2 separate regions of the Homo sapiens genome follow, and region 1 is linked to region 2. Evidence: read pairs that join two places in POLR2A ChIA-PET (ENCODE). Cell type or tissue: PC-9. All regions are shown on one strand. Links, peaks and the distances in the headings refer to the core of each region. The heading gives the core; the rest is flanking DNA. Region 1 overlaps ZMIZ1 (zinc finger MIZ-type containing 1). Region 2 overlaps ZMIZ1-AS1 (ZMIZ1 antisense RNA 1).

Region 1 (10,975 bases), core at 2,098-10,097, 270 kb after region 2:
CTGGGGTTCTAGTCCTGGCTCTACAATTAATATGCCATGTGACTGGAGGCAGTCCCTGCCTCCTCTTTGAACCTCAGTTTCCTCATTTGAAGAGGGAAACAAGGGCCTCTTTACTCTGATGTCGATTGAGCTGGCTTGATTGCAAATGGATAAGTAGAGGCTCTGTCAAGAAAGGGGCTGGAAGGAATAGGCCACACATGGTTTCCAGGCACGATGGGTCCGATGGTGGCTGGGACACCTGGTATAGTAGCCCTGCCTGGTCCTGCAGCCTGGGCCAGAGTGTGTGAGTGGCCCCAAATCTTTTCCCAAAGTGAGCCTCACTTTCTTCCGCTGCAAAGTGGAAGCTTTGTGCTCAGCTGCCTTGTGAGCCTTTGTCTGGGAAGCATCAGGAACAGAATTTGGCTGCTCCAGCCCAGACAGGGAGGTGTGCCGCACAGCCAGGCAGGCAGACAGTCCGGCAGGAAGGCAAACTGCATTTCCAACTGCAGAGAGCTTATGTCAGTCCAACCCTGGGGCCATTCGGAAGCCCCCATCAAAGCTGTGTCCTGGGAGAAGCAATGAAACCCCAGGACTGCTGAGGCACGGACATTCGAGCTGCCGTTGCCGTCTCTTCCCTTCAAAGGCGACTCCAGAAATCAATGGGAAGAGATTCATTAGAGACCTGGGTGGCGCGCTCCCCACCACCTCCAGCAGCCCCTTTGTTAACCAGCCTGAGCTTCCTGTCTGAACAGGCTGCCTGCCCCTGAGAAACAACCCACGTTCTAGGAAGCAGGTCAGAGACCTAGGCTCCGGGCAGGGCAGCAGGGCCACCACACACCCTTAGAGGCTGTGATTGTTCACTGTGCATTCAATCATTCTTGGTTCACTCATTCATTCAGGCAGCTGGTCCTTGTTTCATTCATACAGCTAATATTTATAAAGCATCTGCCTGGCATATTTTAGATACTGTCAATATAACACATCCAAAACAGACTAAAGTCCCAGTTGACATGGAGCTTGCCTTTTAGTGAGGGAGACAGCATTAAACAAGGTAAATAATTGAAATACACCAGCCAACAATGCTAAGGACAAAGCCACGTCAGGAGACTCACAGGCATGTCAGAGGGGGCTGAGTTGTGGTCAGTGTGGTGGCGGGGGCTCCCCAGTCAAGGGGTCCCCCGAGGGAAAGCCTGCAGGATGCGGGGATGTGGGGATGGAGCCAGGGCCACCTGGAGAAGAGCATTCCTGGCAGAACCCTGGAGGTGCATCGGGTGCATTCACAGCTAGAAGGGCATCGAGGCTGGACCAGAGTAAGCCGAGGGGGACTGGAGGGAAATGAGGTCAGAGAGATGACGGAGACTGGAGGCTGGGTCACGCGGGGGGCTCAGCCACAAGGACTTGCATTTTACACCAACGGGGCCAGAGCAACATGAGGAAGGGTCTTAAGCAGAAGAATGTTTTGTGACTTAGGTTTTAACGGATCCTCCATTTTAGTTTGCTAAGGCTGCCATAACAAAGTGCCACACAGCGGGTGGCTTACACAATAGCGATTCACTGTCTCACAGTTCTGGAGACCTAAAAGCCCAGAGGAAGGTGTCAGTAGGGCCAAGGTCCCTCAGAAGGCTCTAGGGAAGGATCTTCTCCAAGGTTCTCTCCTCGCTTCTGGTAGTTTCTTGGCTTGTGGCAACATAACTTCAGTCTTCACGTGGCATTGTCCCTGCATGCATGTCTCTGTGTCTAAACTTCTTTTTATAAGGACACTAGTTCTGATGGATTAGGGCCCACCCTAATGACCTCATCTTAACGTGGTCATCTGCAAAGGCCCTACTTCCTTCCAAATAAAGACACATTCACAGGTTCTGGGGGTTAGGAGTTCAACATTTTTTGTGGGGACACAGTTCACTCCCTAACACCATGGCTTCTCAATTGGTCTTTCCTAGGACCTGGTGTTAGGTGGTCTCACCCTTGTTTTACAAAGGAGGAGGTCGAGGCTCTGAAAGCCTAACAGCTCGTCAGGGCCACCAGCTAGTCAGAACTTGTTTCCTGAGCCTCAGCCTCCAAATCCAGGCTCCTCCCTTCCCTCTGCAGCGCCTCAGTTAGCCAGGAGAGCATGGCCAGTTCCTTCCTGTCTCCGCCCTAGCCCTGGGGGCAGCCCCAAGCCCTACCGGCTCCCCGCTTGCCCCCTCCCCGCTCGGTAGCCTGGGGCTGAGCAGGTAGCTGAGCAGGCTCCTCTGAATGATCATTTTGTGTCTGGTTCACGTGCCCCCTCCCCTCAGAATCCTCTCTTCTCCTCTAGCCTGGCAGGATGCTTTCCTGGAACCCCAGTAACCTTGCCCTTGTAGAACTTCTCGGAGGTACTGAGTGGAGGTGTGGGGCACCGGGTGGTATTGTTTTCAAAATGAAACGATTATAGGATTTGGGTGGAAGCCAAATGCAGACTTCTGGGAATGCAGCCTGGGTCCAGGATGAGTGGCCCTGCTGGAGGATACGCCCAGGAAGGGGAGCGGGGTAGAGTGGCAGGAGGCTAAGAGGCATGGAGGTCTCACTGTGCATCGTGTCCCTGTCCCCCACTCAGGTGGAGCCCCAGCAAACTCAAAATGTCACACAAATGCTTACAAATGCATAGATGCTAAACTCTAAAAAGAAACACAATGAAGCAAGAACTATTTCAGTATTTGTAATGTGGTATGAGGGAAAGAATATAAAACGGAGTTGGGGGCATGAGCTCTCATCACAGCTCTAATTGACTGTGTGACCTGGAGGTCACCTTCCTTCTCTGGATCCTAGACTCCCACCTTGGGAATATGTGATGGTTATCAATGCATACTTTTGAACTGGATTGCCAAGTCATTTAAACCCTTGGGCAAATTGTCTAAACCTCCCTGCGCCTCTGTTTTAGTTTCTGTACAGTGGAAATAGCTCCTGTCAGAAAGGTCTGGTGGTGAGGATTGTTAATACTTGGAAAATGCCTGGAAGTGTGCCTGCCAACCAGCAAGCTCTCAGTAACCATGAGCTGCTTATTACACCAGGAGAGCAGAGGCCAGGATCCTGCTTGGGCCCCTAGCTCTGTGACCCCGTGTGTGGACACAGGAGGGGTTCTGAGGTCTGGTGGGGATGCCTGCATTGGCCAGGAGCTCAACCGCAACTGTCCCTTTCATCTTAAAGACTAAGTGAAGACCTGAGGAGGTTGACCAGGATGAGGGGGGAAAGGGAGTGGGGACAGAGAGAACAGTGTCATAAAGACACATGAGAGTTTATGCCCTGACCCCTCAGAGGTTGGCAGAAGCCCCAGGAAGGGGTCTCTGGAGGCAGAGCCCCTGAGTTGTCTCATGCCCCAGGGCTGCTGTTTGAGCCTTCCTTGGGCAACTGAGCTGGCTGTGTGATAGCTGCTCCATGCCAGGTCCCCGGTATGTGTGCATCCATTTGTTGAATGCCCACTCTATGCTCTACACTCCCACGTGTCCTGAGAAGGACCAGGGATGTGAAGGTGGATGGCCCAGGCAGCTCCCAGGGCCTGAGCTCATGCCTGTCACTCTCACGTGGACACGTGGCTGGGGCCTCCTTGTCCACCTCACCCTCCCTCTGAGCGCCTACGCCCGCATGGGTGACATCTCCGAGTCATAGGATCCTTGCTCAGCCCTGCTGAATCAGCAGACCCTGCCTGAAGAAGAGCTCTGTGTCTCAGAACCCAGCACCCAGCAGAGCCGTCCCTGGCTTCATTGTTCTCCCTCTAAGCGGTCAGAGGGAGCCTGGCTTTTGTATGCTTGTCTTTCCTTGCTAGTGGCCTCTCAGCCCCCAGGCCTCCCACTATGCAAAGCCTTATACAGGAGGTGACCCAGCCCAGAACCACTTTGACCCCTGGGTGACCTACATCCTAGGTGGCTTGATTCTTTTTACTGGGTAATGCTGGGACAGGATCCAGGAAGCCCATCCCTCTGTGGGTAAACAGGGGAGCCCTGGAGAAGGCCCCTGTCTGCGCCCCCAGCTTGACTGGAAGGGTCCCCACCCGCCCCCACCCCAACCCCACCCAGTTGGTCTTGCAGAGGCAGGCTCCGCATGGCAGGCTCCTCCAGCTGGGTAAAGCATCCTCCCTCCCCTTGCTCTCCCGAGCAAGCCACCACTGCCTTCCCGGCTGCAGCGCCGTGATTTATCGGCGGCTCCTCCTCGCCAGGGCCCACGGCAGGAGGAGTTCAAACACCCGCGAGAAAAGCCACCCGCTATTGATCCTCGCGTCAGGCCTCCCAAGCGCTGGCGGGCATTCATCAAGGAGCCGCAGCGCGGGGGCTGCAGCTCGCCCTTTCTTCTTCCTTTCTTCTCTCTCCCAAGTCATTCCCCTGGGGCTATGCCCCCCTTGCCGAGGTCACTCAGAGAGCTCACCAAGTGCCTGTGAGCTGAGGTGGAGAGCGCCTTTGTCTGCGGCCTCTTTGCTGTAGATCCTTATCAAGGGGGTGGAGCGGGCTGCTTTGGGCCCCAGGCTTTTGAGCAAATCTTTGGAAGTTGGAGAAGTGGAGTTGGAACTCGGAACAAGTGGAGAAGGCCCTCTGAAGCAGAGACTGGTTGGAGTGCCCGTATTTCTGTAGACCGGAGGCGTGTAACTAGAAAGAGTTTGCTAACCAAGTGGGCCAGAGAGAGCCTTGAAATTAGCATCTGAAAACCCCAGCTTTGGCCTGAAGGCCTCCCGTGCAGTCTGGTGAATGGATGCTTGAAAACAATTTGTTTTCCTAATTACGTAAATCTAGTGAAGAGTATTTATCTTTTTTTTTTTTTTTTTTTTTTTTTTTGCTTACCTGGGGAAAGTCTAAAATCTCTGGTCTCAAGCCGGAGGAGCGTATATTAATTCTCTTCTCCAGCCCCACCCTATGACTTACCAGAGTGGGTACCTGGGAGAACAGGGAGATGGGGTAGGGAGACTGGCAGGTTGTCTTTATTGAAGTTTCCTGGGCAATGCCACCAGGTCTGTCCCCCTCTGGTATAAACCTCTGCTCAATTCCAGTCCAAATTCTGGCTCAACCTACCAAAGTGGTTTTGCTGAACTCAGCTCCTGGGGCTGGCCACATGGTACCAACACATATAGGATATCTCAAAAATGAATTTGGAAGTCCCAAACATGCGGGTCTTTGGTGGCTCAGAAAGCACTAAGGATCAGATTAGAATAGTGAACTGCCATTGCACAGAATGGGGAAGGGTTTGTGTTCTGGTTATTTCAGATAGTGGCTCTTTGGATTCTGGATAATGGAGGTCCAAGTGTTGACATTGTTAAAAACCAGATTAACAGTAGAAACCAGATCTTAGGTACATCCATCTCAGTGTTCTCTTGGAACACGTGAGCCATATTGTCCCACCACATCTGTTTTCTGGGTGTCATTTGCTGAGCAGTGGGCTTTAGAGTAGGTCAGTCATCTGGAGGATCTGCAGTGGGGAGATGGGCGAGTCTTCACTGGACCCCTGCCTGCGGTGCTGCTTGGGAGGGCAGGGCCCCAGTGAATGTCTCAGTGAGTAAATGACTGTCCCCAAAGAAGCCATAATAACCTACAAGGAGATGAGATGGAGGTGAGGATAAGCAGAGCCTGGAATTTGTGCAAAGCTGAAGGGAAGTCCTTCCCCTGGCTGCCCTGGGGTTGGCCTGCCAGTAAGGGGATGCCAATTAATTTCTCTTGCAGGAAGCTAGTTCGTGTCCAAAAGGCTCAAGTTATGAAGTACGAATTAATCCATTTAACCAGCTTCTCGGAGGGAAAGCCCATGACAACTGCATTTTCAAATGCCATCCTGAAAGCGATATTTCAAGTGGCAGTGGGTGGGATTAGAGCCTGCTAACGATTTATGTCAAACAAGGAGCAAGAACATTATTTCTAGATAAGTGATTTGTCCCAGCAACTTCCAGGGCCGGCAGGAAGGTTTAGGGGCCAGCCAGAGGCTGAGGCTGAGAAGAGGGGATGGAGTCAGGAGATGTCACCTCAAAGGCCAGTGAACCTGGTCAGCTCCCGGTGTTGGCCAGGGCAGCAGGGCACGGCAGTCCAATACAGAGGAGATTTTAAAGACAGTCATGGCTGCCCTTCTTTGGGGATGAATGATGGGGACTCACTTACCTTCCTAAGTGTTTGGGGCAGTTAGGTCACCACACAAGCAACTTTCACAGGCAGGTGGGTGGGGCTGGGGGAGGGAGCTATAAAATACAGTTTCTCCCGAGGGGGTAATGATGACAGGGAGTGCCCACGAAAGAGGAAGGGGCGAAGATCTCTGGAGGTGGGACAGCAGGTGGGCTTCCAGGGGTGTCTAAGGGGCAGAGAGGTGGGGGGTGAGCAAGCGCTGAAAGCCCGGAGCCCTTGCGACAGACTGGCTGGAAGGAAGAGGCCTCGGCCACCACAGGATGCAATGTCAGGAAGGCAGCAGCTCCCGGGGCGGGGCAGGGCCGCGCGCAGCCGCCCCCGGCTTCCCTCCTGCCGCCAGCTCCTGGTCACAGGAACTCCCCGAAGTCGGGGAGCGGGAGCGTACGTGCGCGTGTTCACCCTGTCCTGGGCCCCTCGCTCGGGGAATCCCGGGGGTGCCAGGGCACCCAGGGTCAGGGAAGTAAGATGCCGGGCCGCCTACCTTCTCCACCCCGTAGCCCGTTCCGAAAATCCTTTAAACCGAGATTTAATCTGGATGCCTAGCCCCGCCCTCCCCTCCCCTCCCCTCCCCTCCCCCCGGCCGAGGCCCCCTCCAGTTCAGCTCCCTCCTCCACCCCCTCCCCGCCGTGGACCCTCATTAGCATGCCCACTTGGGAGGATTCGCTGGGGGGCGGGAGACACCCGAAGTCATCCACCGCCAGCGCCTTCCCGGCGGCCTCCTCGGGCGACAGCGCTCCGGGAGCCCCACTCGCACAAGTGTTGCTTCCAATTAATTGCCTGGGCGGGGGAAGGAAAGGGGCCTCGTCGCCGCCCCCGCCCGGAGGCTGGAGTGCTGCTCGTCGGGTCGTGCGTTCGCTCGGCAGCGGCGTGCACCAGCACCACCCCTGCGTGCAAGTTTGAAATGTGAGCTGCCTCCGATTCATACTCGCTCGCGCTCCCTCGCAGCGAAGTGGCTGGGCTGACGGTCTGCGCGCGCGAGTGAGTGCGGGCGGCGGGCTGGGGGGCGGGGTGCGGACGGCGAGGCTCGCGGGGCGGGGAGGGCGCGCGCGAGCCGGGGCTCCCTGGAGACGCCAAGGCAGGTCTGCTCGCCTTTCATCTTCCTCCCGCGCTCCTCCTCCTCCTCCCTCCCCTCCCCCCGCCGCGGCTGGCCTGGCCTCCCCCGGAGCCCCCAGCCCCACGCGGGCACACGCAGGGTGGGTGGTCACGCCCGCAGGGTCCGCGAGCGCGGCGCAGAGCGCGGGCCGTGGGAAGTTTCTCCGGCGCGCCCCGTGCGCCCCCGCCCCCCGCGCGCCCCCGGCCCATCCCCGTCCCTGGAGAGCTGTCGCTTGCGCCCGGGCGCGCGGCTGGCTGCCTCCTCGGCGGCGGCGGCGGCGGCCCCATTAGCGGAGCCTCCGCCTATGATTGGCTTCGCCCGGGAAGCTGGAGACGGGCGATGAATAATTGATGTGTGCGGTGCGGTAGCCGGACGGCGGCGGCGGTGGCGGGCAGCAGCGAGCGGGAGCGCGGGAGCCGGAGCGCCCTCGGAGCGGGCAGCGCGGAGCGAGCGGGCGCCGGACCCGCCCGGGCCCCCGCGCCGCCGCCGCCGCCGGGGCGCGGAGCGGGGATGCAGGCGGCGCCCGCTGCCTGCGCGCAGCCTTTGTTCGGCGCTGGCTGAATCCTACCCGGAGTCGCTCGCCGCGGCCGCCGCCGGCCGGGCCCCAAGCCCCCGAGGGCGCCAGGGCGGGATCGCGACCGGTGCAACTTCTAGGTAAGTGCGGGGTCGGAGGGGTCGGCGCCTGGGCGCCCACGGGCCGGGCCCTGGGCTCCCTCCGGGCGCGGGGGTGAGTGTGCGTGCCTGTGTGTGACAGAGGAGGGCCGGTGCATTGTGGGTAGCGCCGTGTGCTGCATGGTGTCAGCCCCAGGCTTGGCCGCGAGAGTGGCACCGGCGTGCACCGGGCCGGTTTTGTGTGCCCACAGACGGGGCCTTCATTTCTCTTTGGGGCCACGGGGCAGAGTGCGCCCCCACCCAGGTCCCTGAAGGTGAAGTGTTGGCTCTCCAGCAGACATTTTACGAGGCTCTGTGCTCAGTCGGCTCACGCTGCAAAAATAAGAATCGGCCAGGATGCCTTCGGAGGCAGCGCCTGAGGGTCCTCGACTTCAAGCTGCTCCTTTGTCAGAATGCAGCCCTGATGCCTCCAGCGCGTAGAGACCCCACGGGCACTGGTGATGCCACCATTGCGGCAGGGTGCCCTTCGCAAAGGTGGTGGGTGCCGAATAGACTTCTGACAAGTGTTTGCTGGCAAGCTGGCTAGAGGAGAGAGGTGGATTTGCACCAGAGGGCAGGAAGCAGCCTTTCAGGAGATGCCTGGTTGTGAGGACCTTGTACAAGACCTTGGAGAAAGAGCCCCTTGATAGGGACTAAGAGGAGGCTGCCTGGGGTCCTGAGCATGTGGTTTTGGTATTGGTGTCTTCGAAGCCAAGCCATGGTGCGGTGGGCACCAGATAGGTACCAGTTCCTGGGTCGAGAAGCCCTCTGGGGGGAAACTAGGAGAGGTCAGCTGGCACTTCTTTAGACGGGTTTCAGGAGACTGTCATTCCTGCAGTGGGGACCCAGTCCCTTCGCCCTTGACCATCAGGCGAGACTGCCAGATGAGTGTTGAGCAGGGCTGATGGCTCTTCCAGCAGGAAGGCTTTGTGTGGCAGGTGGCATGGAGTTGGTGCCAGTGTGCTTCTCATTGGCCCATCTTTGAGAGTGGCCACAGAAATTGGGCTGAGGAGAGAAATCAGGCTGAGAGTCAGAAATCTGGCTGAGGAGTGAGTTGGGGTGAAAAGGCCGTGCCATCCTGAAGTCAGGGTGACCCCAGATGTTACGTGGGGGCTCCGGCTCCCCCAGTTATGGGGCTCTGGGCCTGAAGCTTATCTCCCATCTGCTATGGAGGAAAGGCCCTGTCCCAGGGGTTGCGTGGAAGGGTGACTCTTGGAGTCCACGTGGCTCCTAACAAGCCTTTCCCCTTTTTTTGTGTATAAGCCAGGCAGTGACTACCCTCCAACTAGCTGGATTCAAGTCCCCTTCTGAGCTATTTTTATCCTGAACTTCCTTAGTGAGAAACCACCAAACGGCGATGCTTTGGTGAGAATCTAGGTCTTTACCGGAAGCGCAGCCTGCACAGAGTTTACACCTCGCTACATAAGGCTGCCTCCACTGCCCTGCACAGCCCTCCCCTGGCTCAGAGCCCCTGTGCCTCTCTCATGCCTCTTGATTCTCATCACAGCCTGTGCGCTCAGGGACTTTTGAGCCCCAGTTTCAGATGGGAAAACTGATGTGCCCGAGATCATCCAGTTGGGGATGTAGGAGGCCAGGCCTGGCTCCAACAGGAGCAAGACCTTGATGCCAGTGGGCTCCCTGAAGGCAGGGACCACGTGTTTCTCATCACCGTATGCCCCAGTGCCAACTGTGGTGCCTGGCGGATGGTGGGTGCCCAGTGGCTGCTGAATGATGATGGCACGAGTGGAAGGCTGGTTGGGTGTGTTTTCCCCATTGGAGTTGGGACGGGGTCGGGGGGCAGAGGGATTGAAAGAGCACTTCCAGATCTCAGTCTGCATTGGTTGAGCACCCAGTCCATGCAGTCCCTGGGAACTCTGAGATGAGTCCCTAGTCTGGAGTCAGGCAGCTAGAGGGAGAAAGGTGCTTCCACAGAGGTTCTGCGGAAGTCCTGCCCGGGGCTTCCTGAATGTTGCCCCAGGGAGTAAGGAGTGACTGAGCTGGGTCTAAGATGACGCCATTCAGTACAGTAGCCACTGGCCACATGTGGCTGTTTGTGAATTTCAATTAATTAAAGGGATGAGTTAAGCTTATCCTTGGCACTAACCACATTCAAGCACTCAGTAGCCACCGAAGGCTGGTAGCCGCCTTGTTGGGCAGCTCAGACTCTAGAACATGTCCACCACAACAGGAAGCTCCATGGACGACAGACAGCGCTGTCCAGGAGGATAGACTTAAGACAGAGGTGCAGTGAGGACACTAGCTCAGAGCCCACAAGTGTAACAGTGCAGGCGAGTCTGTTAGATAAAGAGACCTCCTGTTTCTCTAGCATTTGTTTTGTGGCAGCCTGCTGCGGGGAAGGAGTAGACCAGCCAGGCATTCCCATTTAACACAGGAGAAAACTGAGGTTCACTTTTGCCCAAGGTCATCCAGCAAGAGGGTGGCATGAGTCCCAGGTCTCCAACCCCTTGGCCAGCACTCTGTCATCCAGCAGAGGTCAGCCAGGGGGCACGAGTGGGCAGCGGTCCCAGGAGCAGCCTCAGACCTCCCTGAGGGACAGTCTTGGTGCCAGTAGGCGTCAGTCCCTGTGAAGTCATCCATTGATCGGGCGGGAGCGCCAGCTCAGCCTCGGGTCCTCAGGAACAGAGAGTTCTGTGCTGGCAGAGCTGGAAGGAGCGGGCGCGAGGCTCTCTGGGCAAGGGAGGTGTTTACCTTGAGCGATGCGGCATGGGTCCCTCGGGAGAGGCTGGCTCCTCCATGGGGAAGGAACTCCTCAGTGGGGCCTGTGGCTGGGATCCTTAGCACCACCTCAGAGAGAGGGGTACAGGCCCGAACCCAGCAGGGAGAAGGATTTCGGGACCTTTGACTGGTACAGAGTGCACCTCACCCTTGCTCTTGCCCCGCCACACCGTGTCACAGAGCATCTGCTGGGCCTCCCTCGCCCTCCTTCCCCAAGCCTCGGCTGCAGGAGGAAACTCTCCCAGGGCCTGGCAGAGCAGCAGCTGCCTCACGAGGGAGCCTGCAAAGGGAAAAACAAGGCCTCCACCCTCGAAGCACTTCCAGCTTCCCAGGGAGCTCCCTGGCCAGACACCACAGGCAGGGAAGGAAGGCCAGCCCACTGGCCGGAGGGCCGAAGGGACTTCCTGCC
Region 2 (10,975 bases), core at 1,321-9,320:
CTGGGCCCCCGCTGGTGAGTCCCACACAGCACAGTGCAGTGGGGCAGAGAGACACCCTACCTTGGGTTTCTGGGGGTGACTTGTCAGGTAATGAGCTGCCCATCACAGGCACTCACTTGCCTGGGCTGGTGCCTCCTGCAGTGGGCAAGGAGAAGCTCAGGTAAGCACTAAGAAGCAGATGGAAGGAGATATGCCATTGAGAACAGGCGTGTGTGTCTCTGGGAGAAGGCATGGGAGACCTAGAAGGGCAAACACACTTACACACAGCCTCACGCAAGGACACACTCACACGGTTGAACCCCTGATGCTCACACGTGAACACAGACATGAGTGAGCATGTGTGCACATGCATGTGGACACACAGACACACTCAGGCTGTTCTGGAGAGAAGTAGGACTCTACTATGACAACAGGACCAGCCTGAGAGCCCTTAACCTGCAGGAAGAGGTGCCCAATCTTGATGTTTGCCCCCAGAAAAGCATGCAGCAGCCCCTTCCCCTCTCTGAGACTCGACGTCCCCTCCCGTGCAAGGAAGGGGTTGTCTGAGGTCATCTCCAAGATCTTGGGCTCTGTGCCGTCTGGCCAGTCACCTGCGACTCTGTTCCCAGAGCCTGGCAGGGAGCTGTGACTCAGCAGCAAGAAGCCACGCAGGAGCCTGCCCGCAGCCCCCTCCCCTGCCAGCACACACAAAGGGCATCTTGTTACTGCAGCCGGCCAGCGGGAGGGCGGGAGAGGGCTGTGGAGGTGAGAGGCCAGGAAGGAGCCTGTGTCAGCAGCACTGGGGGCAGGGCGGGGAGGAGGCCCAGGCAGGGCTGCTGGCCGGCCACAGGGGCCCCAAGCTGGTGGGGAGGGCCCTTGGGGCAGGCAGCCGCAGGTGGGTGGCTGCAGGGAAAGGCTGGCCCCGGGCTCCTGCATGGAACCCTGTTTATTAAATTCCCTTTTCATTTGTAAGTTACAATCTGAATGAGCTCTCCTGGCAGCAGCTACACCCCTGGAACTTCCCAGCAATGTGGGGCAAAACCCATAGCCCAGGGCTCCCACTCAGAGCCTGAGTCTCGACTCTGCGTGATCGAGACATGGGTGCCCTTTGGATGAGATCATGGCCAGGTCGGTTTTGCCCATCTGTAAAACGGGGTTGCTGAGCTGAGGAGAGCTCGCTGTAACACACTCCCTGGCAAGATAGAAGTCACCTGGCTGGGACGTCCCAGACACAGGTTAGGACACCCTGGTGTCACACTTGCTGCTCCTGCTGTGGGACCCTGGGCAAACCACTTACCCTCTCTGGCCTCAGTTTCCCAGTTTATAAAATGGAGGTAGTGGGAGGTGAGAGGGAACTAGATAGAATATTCTTCCTGGAAATTGCTTGGGAATCATTTTTCCATGTGTCCTACATAGAAAAAGACATGAGACACTCAGGTCCATGCAAGTGAGGGGGTCAATCCAGAGTATATATGTACATGTGTACACACATGTGTACATGTGTGAACATGTGAGCAGACAAGCAGGTGTGTCCCCTCTCGAGTGTGTCCAGCCCTCAGGCCATGCAGGCCCTTCCCTGAGTAGAACAGGGCCCAGGGCAAAGGATTTCCAAGGCTGGTTATTCTTGACACTCAGGGACCCCCTAGACACTAGTGACTGATTTGAGAGGGCCAGGTAAGCTGTGGCCTTGCAGAGACCACTGCTCCAGACACTGTCTCCCCCAAGAATTCAGCAGAACTTGCTGTCAGTTGTCTGTCCACCCTAGACCGCGGTACCACCACTGGGCTGTATCACAAAGGACCCCATATACGTCGCATCCACATGAGTGCTGCCCATCCCCGCCTGAGCTGCACCCACGCCACAGCACTCTGAACTTTCTTGTGTGAGTATCTCACCTTCCCAGTGCCCATCTGTCTCCAGCTCCGCCAGGGAAGGAGCTCTGCATTCTGTCAGGAAAACAGATGGGACAGGCTTTTACGTACTGTGAAGTGCTGTGGGTGCTAGTTGTTCCACTGAATCCTTAAAATCCCACCCATCTCATGAGGTTCACATTCCCATTTAACAGATGAAGAAACGGAGGCCCAGGGGAGTGAGATAGAAGACCCAGGACCTGGATGGCTTCATAAGGGGACATGAGCACCACATCTGTGGTCAGAAGTGGATTCAGAAGCCCAAGGAGATTCAGAAGCTTGAGAATGGATTCAGAAGCTTGAGAAGTACAGACAATGACCCCAGAATCCCGGGCTGAGCCCGGTGACCTCAGTGAGCACAGAACCACCCTGTTAGCTGTGGTCTTAGGGGCAGCCAAGGCCTGTCTATCCAGCGAGCAAGCTAGCCAGCTGTGCTCAGATTCAGACTTCCCATCTGCCCTCCTGCCCATGAGGGATCCCAGGAGGCCTAGCACAGAGGGCTGAACTTCAGACAGAGACCAGCACTGGGGGCTCAGGCCTCAGGCACACCTCACCTGGCTCTTCTCCTGCCCTCCCTGCACCAGGGGCTGAGAGGACAGCAAAGCGCAGCATGGGTGGGCACTTCCCCAGGGCAGGTGGACTGGCATAGGCCAGATGCCGAACTTCCTGGCAATATAACGTCCCACTGACGGCCTGAAATGAGGAGTGGTTACGTGGCCTCTGGGGGCAACATTTAATAAGAGCTGCTATTTTAGGGATCCTAACTTGGCATGAGGCACTTCAAATTTGTTATTTACTTAGCAAATACTCCCCAGTTGCCTTTGAAGTTCTGGGTCCTAGGCGGGTACAAGGACATGATGGGGAATGAAGCAGACACAGCCCCTGCCCTCATGGAGTTCACAGTCTACTGAGGCGGAGGGGGGGCGCCATCTCTAAATAGAGACTCACATATAGATAAGAAACACAGAAGAGACCAGGATTCTACCAGTGTGGGAACCTGTCTGGAACTCAGAACCAAGGAGGACTTCCTAGAGGAAGTAACACTGATCCCAGATCTTCTGAAGAATGAATAAGAGCTATCTAGGCAACCAGGAAGGGAAAAACATTCTAGGCAGACAGAAGCTGAGGCAGGAGAGAGCAGTCTTGTTGACACCTGTAATTTTCATAATAACCTTAAGAGATGGAATAAGGCATCCCATTTTACAACTGAGGAAATTGAAACTCCAAGAGGCCAAATCACCCCAGACCCTACCCATCCAGTTGGGGTGCAGATCCAGACCCCGCACCATGCGCTGTGCATTTCCAGCCTTCAAAGCCTGGCACCTGATGCTGAAGCTTAGGAGGAAAGGTCATGGAGGGAAGAGGCCAGGTCTATCCCTGCCCACAGCCCACATGCAGGAAAGTGAGCGGGGACTCCCACATGTGTTCCCTTGCCCAGTGGCGAGCATCCCACACCCCTCCCAGACAGGGTGAGGGACAGGCATCTCCCCCAACAGCTTTGGAGCTGCTCACCTGTCCAGCAAGGACATGCCCCAGAGCCGCAGCCCCTCACCTGCCCCTACAGCCTGCGGAAAGTGTGGTTGCCTCAGCCTTCCCAGTCACCAGTATGTGAACTGTGGATCCTGCAAGGAGTGAGGGCCTGGGGAGAGCAAGAGGCCTCCCCAGACAACACCTCCCAGGGGAAGTGGCCCTGGCACTGAACCACGAGGACTTTGGATGAAGTGAAATGGAGCAGGGAAGGGAGCTCCAAGTATGGAGCTCAGAGAAGCAAAGGCATGGCAGCAGGGCGCACCAGGGGCAGTAGGGGAATAGTGAGACCTGCCCAGCAGCTGGAGTGTCCCTAATTCTCAGGGGCTACCAAAGCCCTAGCTCCAGAACTGCCCAAGGCCCATCGTGGACCAGACCCAGGACTCAACACAGCCCAAAGGGCACAGTACGAAGACGTAACCTTCCCTTTGGCTCAGTGTGTGAAGTGCTGTGGGTGCTAGCTGTTCCACTGAATCCTCAAAATCTTACCCATCTCATGAGGTTCACATTCCCATTTAACAGATGAAGAAACTGAGGCCCAGGGGAGTGAGATAGAAGACCCAGGACCTGGATGGCACTCCACGAGGGTGTGCTCACTCAGCTCTGGGACACAGATGGGAAAGTGAGCGAACAGACAACATGTGCAGGCCATCCTCACGGAGAGGCCGGTGTGCAGAGCTGCACCCACACCCTGCCCCATCCCAGAGCTGGGTAATGGGGCCAGGAGCAGAGGGAAGGCATACCAGGGCCTGGGAGCTGGCCAGGGGAGGCAGGGAAGCCCTTGTGTTTGTTTCACCTTGCTAACTTTCAGTCCTGAGGTCTGGAGCCCTAGGAGCCAGGCCAACTCCTTGGCCAGACCTCTGTGCAGAGCAGGGCTACAAGACATTCAGACAGTTCTCTGGGAACTCGGGACCATCGGTATCTCTATGCATTCTCCTAATGGCCTCAGCTCTGTTAAATATATTGATGTTCCTGGAATACAAATATCCATAATTTAATTTCCATAAAAGCTTCTTTTGCTTAGAAAAGAGTCCCTCCAAAGTGCCCTAAGCTATCTTCACTTGCAACTTAGGGTGGGGGCTGTTGTAGCCTTTTCGGAGGATAGCACTGCAGCCTGGGTGGGGCAGGAGGGTGGGTCTCAGCAGGCTCTGCTCCCTCATGTCCCTACTCAGCAGAGCTGAAGAAGCCCGTTGCCAGCCCTCAGGCATCCCTGGCCAGACCCACCTCCCACCCCAATCCCAGTTCCGTCTTAGGTCCTCACTTCTGCCTCACTGCCTCATACCCTTTGCTTCCTCATTCATAGGGACACTCTGATCAGAATTCATCCTGGCCCACTGCCTGTCAACCTCCCATAGCTCTTTTTTCTCTAGCTGACAGGCCAGTCTGGCTCCTACCTCCACGCCTAGCTCAGGTGCCTGAAATCCCACCCTGGGTCCATGCCTCAGGTCTCTACTTAGTCAGTAAGCCAGATGAGGCCCACCTGATATTAAATTTAATCCCAGAAGTCAACTCCAATTCGTTGGCATCAGTTTCCTGTGTTGAGAAGGATTCTGATGCTATATGGGGGCTCAACGGGAAAGGGTCATGATTGATGAATGATGTTAAGCACAGTACAGGAAGGATGTGCCACTGGTTTGCTGTAACCAGCCAAGATTCTTTAGCCATTTTAGGAGATGCAAATGTGAGAAGTGTCAGCTCCCAGTCCCATGCCCTGCTCTGTGCTCAGCCTTGGGCTGGGCTCAGAGGAAAGTTAAGAGAAAGGAAAAGTCCTGCCCTTTGACTGACTGGGAAGTGGGGAACACCAGAAGCACTGGATTGAGTTTCCCATCTCTACGTGAGCGTAGGGCAAAATGGCCCTAAAGGTTCTGAGGTCCAGGGAGACAAAGTAAACTGCCAGGGTGCGGCGTGGCCTCTCAAACACACGTGGAGCCTCACGAACCCACTGAGTAACAACAGAGGCTCTGTGTGGCTGGCCCTGAGGTACAGGGCAGCAGGCAGAGCTGAGGTCAGAGCGCGCACACACAGGTCAGAAGGTCAAGATGCTCCCTGTGCTTGGTGAACGCAAGCTGGGCTTTGAAGCGGGGTGAGATCTCTAGAGATCTGGATCTCATTTGCTTCCCAATCCCACCCCTCATAGGATGGGAACCTTAGAGAGGCTTCTTTGACCACCCAGACTAAAAGAGGTCCTCATATAACCCGTTATTCTCCATCTCAGCATCCTGATGTGTTATCACAACGTGCAATTCCTTTTTTCACCTACTAGTTCGATTTGTTTTGTCTGTCTGTCCCAATAGTCTGGGAGCCTCAGGAGGGTAGGGATTAGGTCTGTCTTATTCACTGTCTTCATATCCTAACACAGTGCAGCAATAGAACTGGTTCAAATCATGGTTGTTCAATTAATTAATAAACTGTAGCTGGCCGGGGTCACACACTCAAAACACCTGCAGGGTCAAGCAGACAAAGTCAACGAGTGAGGTGGACATGTGAAGGAACAAGTGCACAGAGTGGCCACGTGGCATATCCTCAGGCCATGCTCAGGGCAGGCCTCCCTGTGCTCCTGAAGTTGTGTTTATCTGACATATATGCAAATCGTTTGCAAGTAACCACAAGGGAATATCTTTTCTGTCTCCAAAGAAATATATATTTTTGGCGGGGCACGGTGGCTCACGCCTGTTATCCCAGCACTTCGGGAGGCCGAGGCGGGCAGATCATCTGATATCAGGAGTTTGAGACCAACCTGGCCAACATGCTGAAACCCCATCTCTACTAAAAATACGAAAATTAGCCAGGCATGGTGGTGCACGTCTGTAATCATAGCTACTCAGGAGGCTGAGGCAGGAGAATCACTTGAACCCGGGAGGCAGAGGTTGCAGTGAGCCAGGATCACACCACTGCACTCCAGCCTGGGCAACAGAGTAAGACTCCGGTCTCAAAAAAAAAAAAAAAAAGAAAGAAATATATACTTCTCCATTTTGCTAGAACAAATGATATTCTCGGTCCTTTTAAATTTTCCTACTTTTGCTAGAGTTGGGTGTACAGAGAAATATTTCCCTACTATACAGAAAAGTAACAGGCCAAGTGAGATGACCAGTCAGCCTCAGCATCAGGCGGCCCAGTAGGTCTCAAAATGGGGCCCTAAACCAGCAGCAGCAGTATCACCCGAGAACTTGTCAGAAATTCTCAGGCAAATTCTCAGGCCCACCCCAAACCCACTGAAGCAGAGACTCTGGGGTGGGGTCCACTAATCTGTATTTTAACAAGCCCTCCAAGGGATTTTCCCATATGCTCAAGTTTGAGAACCAGTGCAATAGGGAGCAGTGGAGACTGTGGTAAACTGGAGAACATACACCCGGCCTGTAGGGGCCTCTGCTGCTCAGCTCCAGCCCACAGTTGCCGCATAAAAACGTGAGCCCAGTGTGGCCAAACTCCCCAGTTATTTGAGGGAAATTGAAAATTCACACTTTCATGTGAAATGCCTTCATTTGTAAATAATGGTTTTTTTTTTTTTAATCTCACGTAGGCCAAACAAAATTTGTCTGCAAGCCTGGGCAACATAGTGAGACCCCATCTCCACAAAAAAAAAAAAAAGAAAAATTAGCTGGGCATTGTGGCACATGCCTATAGTCCCAGTTGCTTGGGAGGCTGAGGTGGGAGGTTCTCTTGAGCCCAGGAGGTCAAGGTTGCAGTGAACTGAGATTGCATCCCTGCACTCCATCAAGACTCTGTCTCAAAAAAAAAAAATTGTCCTCAAATGGAGACCAGCCCAGGTACAGCCAGAGTATGACCTGAGGGGTGGAGGCTTCTCCCCACAAGGAAAGATCCAGAAAGATGCTGTCACAGCTGTCCTTCCTAGACCAGCTTACCTCTAATGGACAGCCCAGACCCCATGCTTCCCTGGGACTCAGAGACCCCTATGTACCGTGTAGGACTGCTTCTGAGTTTTCAAATCCCAGCCAAGGTCCACAGGATCCAGCACTTCCCTGGGTCATGGACCAACAGGCTTGGACAGGCAAAATTCTGGGCCTTGAGATCAGGGTTCAAGGCAGGGCTGGGGGTAGACAGAGAGTACACTGTCCTTTCCTGAGCCCCTATTCCATGACAAGTACATTCCATGACATATACTCAGGGCTCATAGGCATTCTCTCTTTAACTTTTGCAACCTCTCCATGGAGTAAGGGTCACTATGCACATTTTAAAGTAGAGGAAAAAGGGGTTCAAAGAGGTTATGTGACTTTCCCCAGGTCATAAAGCTAGCAGATGAAGGAGCCAGGCTGTGACCCCACATGCACCTGCCTCCCAGCCTATGTAGATCCTAATCTTCCCAACTACCTGCCCCCCCGAAGGATGGGAAAGACTGGGAAGTGGCCAGGGTTGGCCTGCTGTGGCCCTGGAGCCTGCCTCCCTGATCAGGGTCACAACCAAGGCTACGATTCCAGTGCCAGGGGACCAAGTCCAGCAAGCAAGCCCTGGCTGGGGGGGCTGCAGGAGTGAGCAATCCTGGGGAAGGAGCAAATGTGTGCCCTGCTTCAGCCTCAGGGGGGTCTGTCCCTGCATGCAAATCTCCAACCTGGAACTGGGAAGCTTTGGCAGCTGGGCCAGCCCATAGAGAGGGAGCAGGGCCAGAGCTGGGAAGGTTCTAGACCCAGCCAAGCAGCAGGGGCCTGAGCTGTAGCTTGAGTCACAGCCTTGCCTTGGTCACACTAGCCTTTCCGAAGGCCCAGCCGTCAGCACTGGCCCTGGGGTGGACCCCTGTGAGGCTGTGTGGTTGCCAGGGAAGCCAGAAGAAATGACTTACTCCTGCCCCTGCCTCTAATGTCATGCGGTCACAAGTCCCCAGAAGGTCTGGGCTGGCCTGGGCCCTTGCCCTCCCCACGGTGGGGGCTCACCCAGCCTGGGCGCGCTGGTCACACTCAGCTCTGGCCAGGCATGAGTCAGCACTGTCAGCCTGCGTGTGGCCACAGCTGGCTGGACGCTGAGGCCAGCCAGGCCGGGCCCTGGAGGTCTGCTGGGGCCCTGGGGCCTCACTAAAGGGGAGAGGTGGCCCCAAATGACCCACAGGATCACACAAGAGAGAAGAAAAAGGACTAAATAGAGAAAAGCCAAGTACAAAGTAAGAATCTCAAAACTTAAAGTGGCAGACGCAAATTCAGAGTCAGGAAAATTGGCCACACAACACAAACAGACACACACACACGGGTCACTAGCACACGTGTAACCCCCACTCCAGACAAACACCATATGCAGAAGACACACATGCCATATATACACATCCTCGCAGTGTCCCTGTGTCACGCGGAAAAAGCCACGCCTACACAACTCAGCAGACACACACTGGCATTCCCAGAGGATGAGCCCACACAGGCGCCGCAAGCCCGCCGCAGGTCCCGCATGCACTGCCTGTCTGTGACAGATGGCTTCTGTCCAACCCAAGGGTCCGGCCCACAGCCCTCGGCTCACACGGCCATACAAGTCTGGGGACATCATGTCACGCTCGCTTACTCTAAGGGCCCTGAGGCTTGTGAGGGCTGTGGTCAAAGACAGGCCTGGGAACTGGGGTCCTGAGCACCCTAGCCCAGCCCAGTCCCGCCCCGCGGAGGGGCCCGACTGAGCTGGGCCGCGCGCCCCAGCAGCCCCAGCAGCCGCCGCCCACCTCGGCCAGCCTGGCTTCTGCGCCCCGCCAGGAGGTCGCGGAGCGGAGCGCGGCCAGGAAGTGAGCTGAGAGTGACAGCTCCCCCCACGCTGTTTGTTTATTCATGACTCATTCTCTCCACACACTGGCTCTTCTTTCTTTCGGGAGGAGGGGAGAAAGGAGCGGGAGGGCGGGCGGGCAGGGGAGAGGCAGGCTCCACAATAAACAATGAGGCAGCTGAGCCGGTGGGGAGGGAGGAGCCCGCGCGGGGCGCAGGGCCGGGGCTGGGGCCGGGGCGCGGTGTTTCCAGGCCGGCCGGCCCGAGGCTTGCGCTCCCGATCCCCGATCCCCGATCCCCGATCCCCGCTCCTCCCGGCCCCGCCCGGCCCAGCCCGGCCCGGCCCGCCCGCCGCCACCTCCCGGCGACCGGGCAGTAGCAGCCGTAATTGGATCCTCGCTGCCTCCTCCCAGCTCCCCGCCCCCAATCGGGGAGCGGGTAAATGCCGGGTACCTTGGCAAAACAGTCGGATCCAAACCTATTATTTGACTAATGGGCTTCCCTCGTGCGGCTCCGCAACGCCCTGCAGACTCGCCCCTCCCCCCTGCCCCCTCCCCAGAGATGGCTCCCCTCAGCGGCGCGGCTCCGGATAACTGGAGGAAGCGCGGGTTCCGAGGCTTCAAGGGCCTCATTGTTCTGCCTGGAGGGGCACATTGAAAATGCTCCAGGGTTTACTTCCTGTGAAAACAGCCTGGGAGGGAGGGGGCGATCCACGGTGGAAAGACATTATCCTCCTGGAAGCCGCCCAGATTACACAGGGAGAAAAAGGTTGTTTTGATTGTTGCTGGCTCTTTCTTTCTTCCTTCCTTTTTCTTTCTTTTTCCTTTTTTTCCCCTTCCCTCCTCTCTTTTGCTACCCTCCCCGGGCCAAAGATGAATCTTTACTGCTGTGGAGCAAGTTGGAAATGTGGGGCTGTTTTCTGCATAAATAAGGCTGGTGAATGGCAGAGCCAGATATAAAGTCTGATTCAGAGAAATTCAAAAGAATGCAGGGGCGATGAGGTGGGCAAATCCAAGAAACTCATTTCCCCAGCATGCCCCTCTGAGTCACGTCTTGCACCATGAGGGGAAAACACATCACGCCACAATATGTCACATGCCTGCCGCAAAGGAGCAGGCCCGGTGGGAGTCACACAGCTCCTTCCTCCCCAGCCTGGCTCTGCAAGTCCAGAACCACAGAGAGCAAAGTGTCAGCCGGGAAGAGGCGAGGGTCGGTCCCACCAGGCTCCAGGTCAAAGCCTTCTCCTAAGTGAGCTGGGGCAGGAATAGTACTATAGCAGCAGCGCACCCTTGCACAGCGCCCACTAGGTGCAGGGGCCTGTTCTGCGTGCTTTCCATATATTCCCTCATTTAATCCTCACCACGACCCTGCAAAGCAGGTGCTTTTACTCTCCTCTTTTCCAGGTTAGGAAGCTGAGCCCAGAAAGGTTAAGGAATTGCCGAAAGCCACACAGCTGGTGAGCAGGGAAGCCAACCCAGCAGGCTGGCTGCGGGGTCCACGAGCTTGGCCACTGCACTGACACTTCCCAGCTTCCTCAGACTTGTTATTGGAAAGTGGAGACAGTGACACCAGCCTCAATGGGAGCTCAGGAGGGTGCATTAGGAAAATCCAGGCAAACTGTTCAGGACAGCACTAAGCATTAGCTCATGTTGATGGTGCTATTGTTTTCAAATAAACTGGACCCATAAGAACAATTCCTTCCTAACTCACAGGGTTGTCTTGAGGGTTAGGAGAGACCAATTCAAGAGGCCGTCCCCAGGGCAATGCCTGGCCCTCGGCAGGTGCCCGTGGATATTGGTTTTCTTCTGCTTTCTCTGCCTCCTTTTCCCATCCCTTCTCACTCAACCTGAAGATTCTTGTCTTGAGATTTTC

Evidence for each region. Peaks named below come from ENCODE experiments on the same cell type or tissue, not always from the same donor. Only the 100,000 strongest peaks of a DNase experiment are listed, where the experiment ranks them.
Region 1: POLR2A ChIA-PET joins it to region 2 with 15 read pairs; 2 of 35 experiments call an interaction of 5 or more read pairs at or near these places.

The regions. Positions count from the first base shown.
Region 1 is chr10:79,235,906-79,246,880 of GRCh38, forward strand. The region is part of intron 7 of ZMIZ1 (zinc finger MIZ-type containing 1); the gene reads left to right. Among named protein-coding and RNA genes, the nearest start is that of PPIF, 110 kb to the right of the region's middle. RefSeq lists enhancers at 3,642-4,270, 4,271-4,898, 5,939-6,890, 9,102-9,181, 9,352-9,481 and 6 more, cis regulatory regions at 6,182-6,682, 6,761-7,261, 6,818-7,318, 6,827-7,327, 7,723-8,223 and 3 more and silencers at 6,392-6,531, 6,582-6,691, 6,962-7,251, 7,642-7,971. In PC-9, for the core only: no CTCF peak of the experiment used is centred there; DNase peaks (open chromatin) are centred at 2,276, 2,856, 6,386 and 6,956; H3K4me3 peaks cover 1,135 bases; H3K27ac peaks cover 2,318 bases.
Region 2 is chr10:78,964,540-78,975,514 of GRCh38, forward strand. The region is part of intron 5 of ZMIZ1-AS1 (ZMIZ1 antisense RNA 1); the gene reads right to left. Among named protein-coding and RNA genes, the nearest start is that of ZMIZ1-AS1, 97 kb to the right of the region's middle. RefSeq lists enhancers at 190-750, 2,509-3,008, 3,015-3,798, 7,621-8,552, 10,107-10,156 and silencers at 8,836-8,955, 8,996-9,065, 9,236-9,725. In PC-9, for the core only: no CTCF peak of the experiment used is centred there; DNase peaks (open chromatin) are centred at 8,262, 8,842 and 9,152; H3K4me3 peaks cover 984 bases; H3K27ac peaks cover 2,560 bases.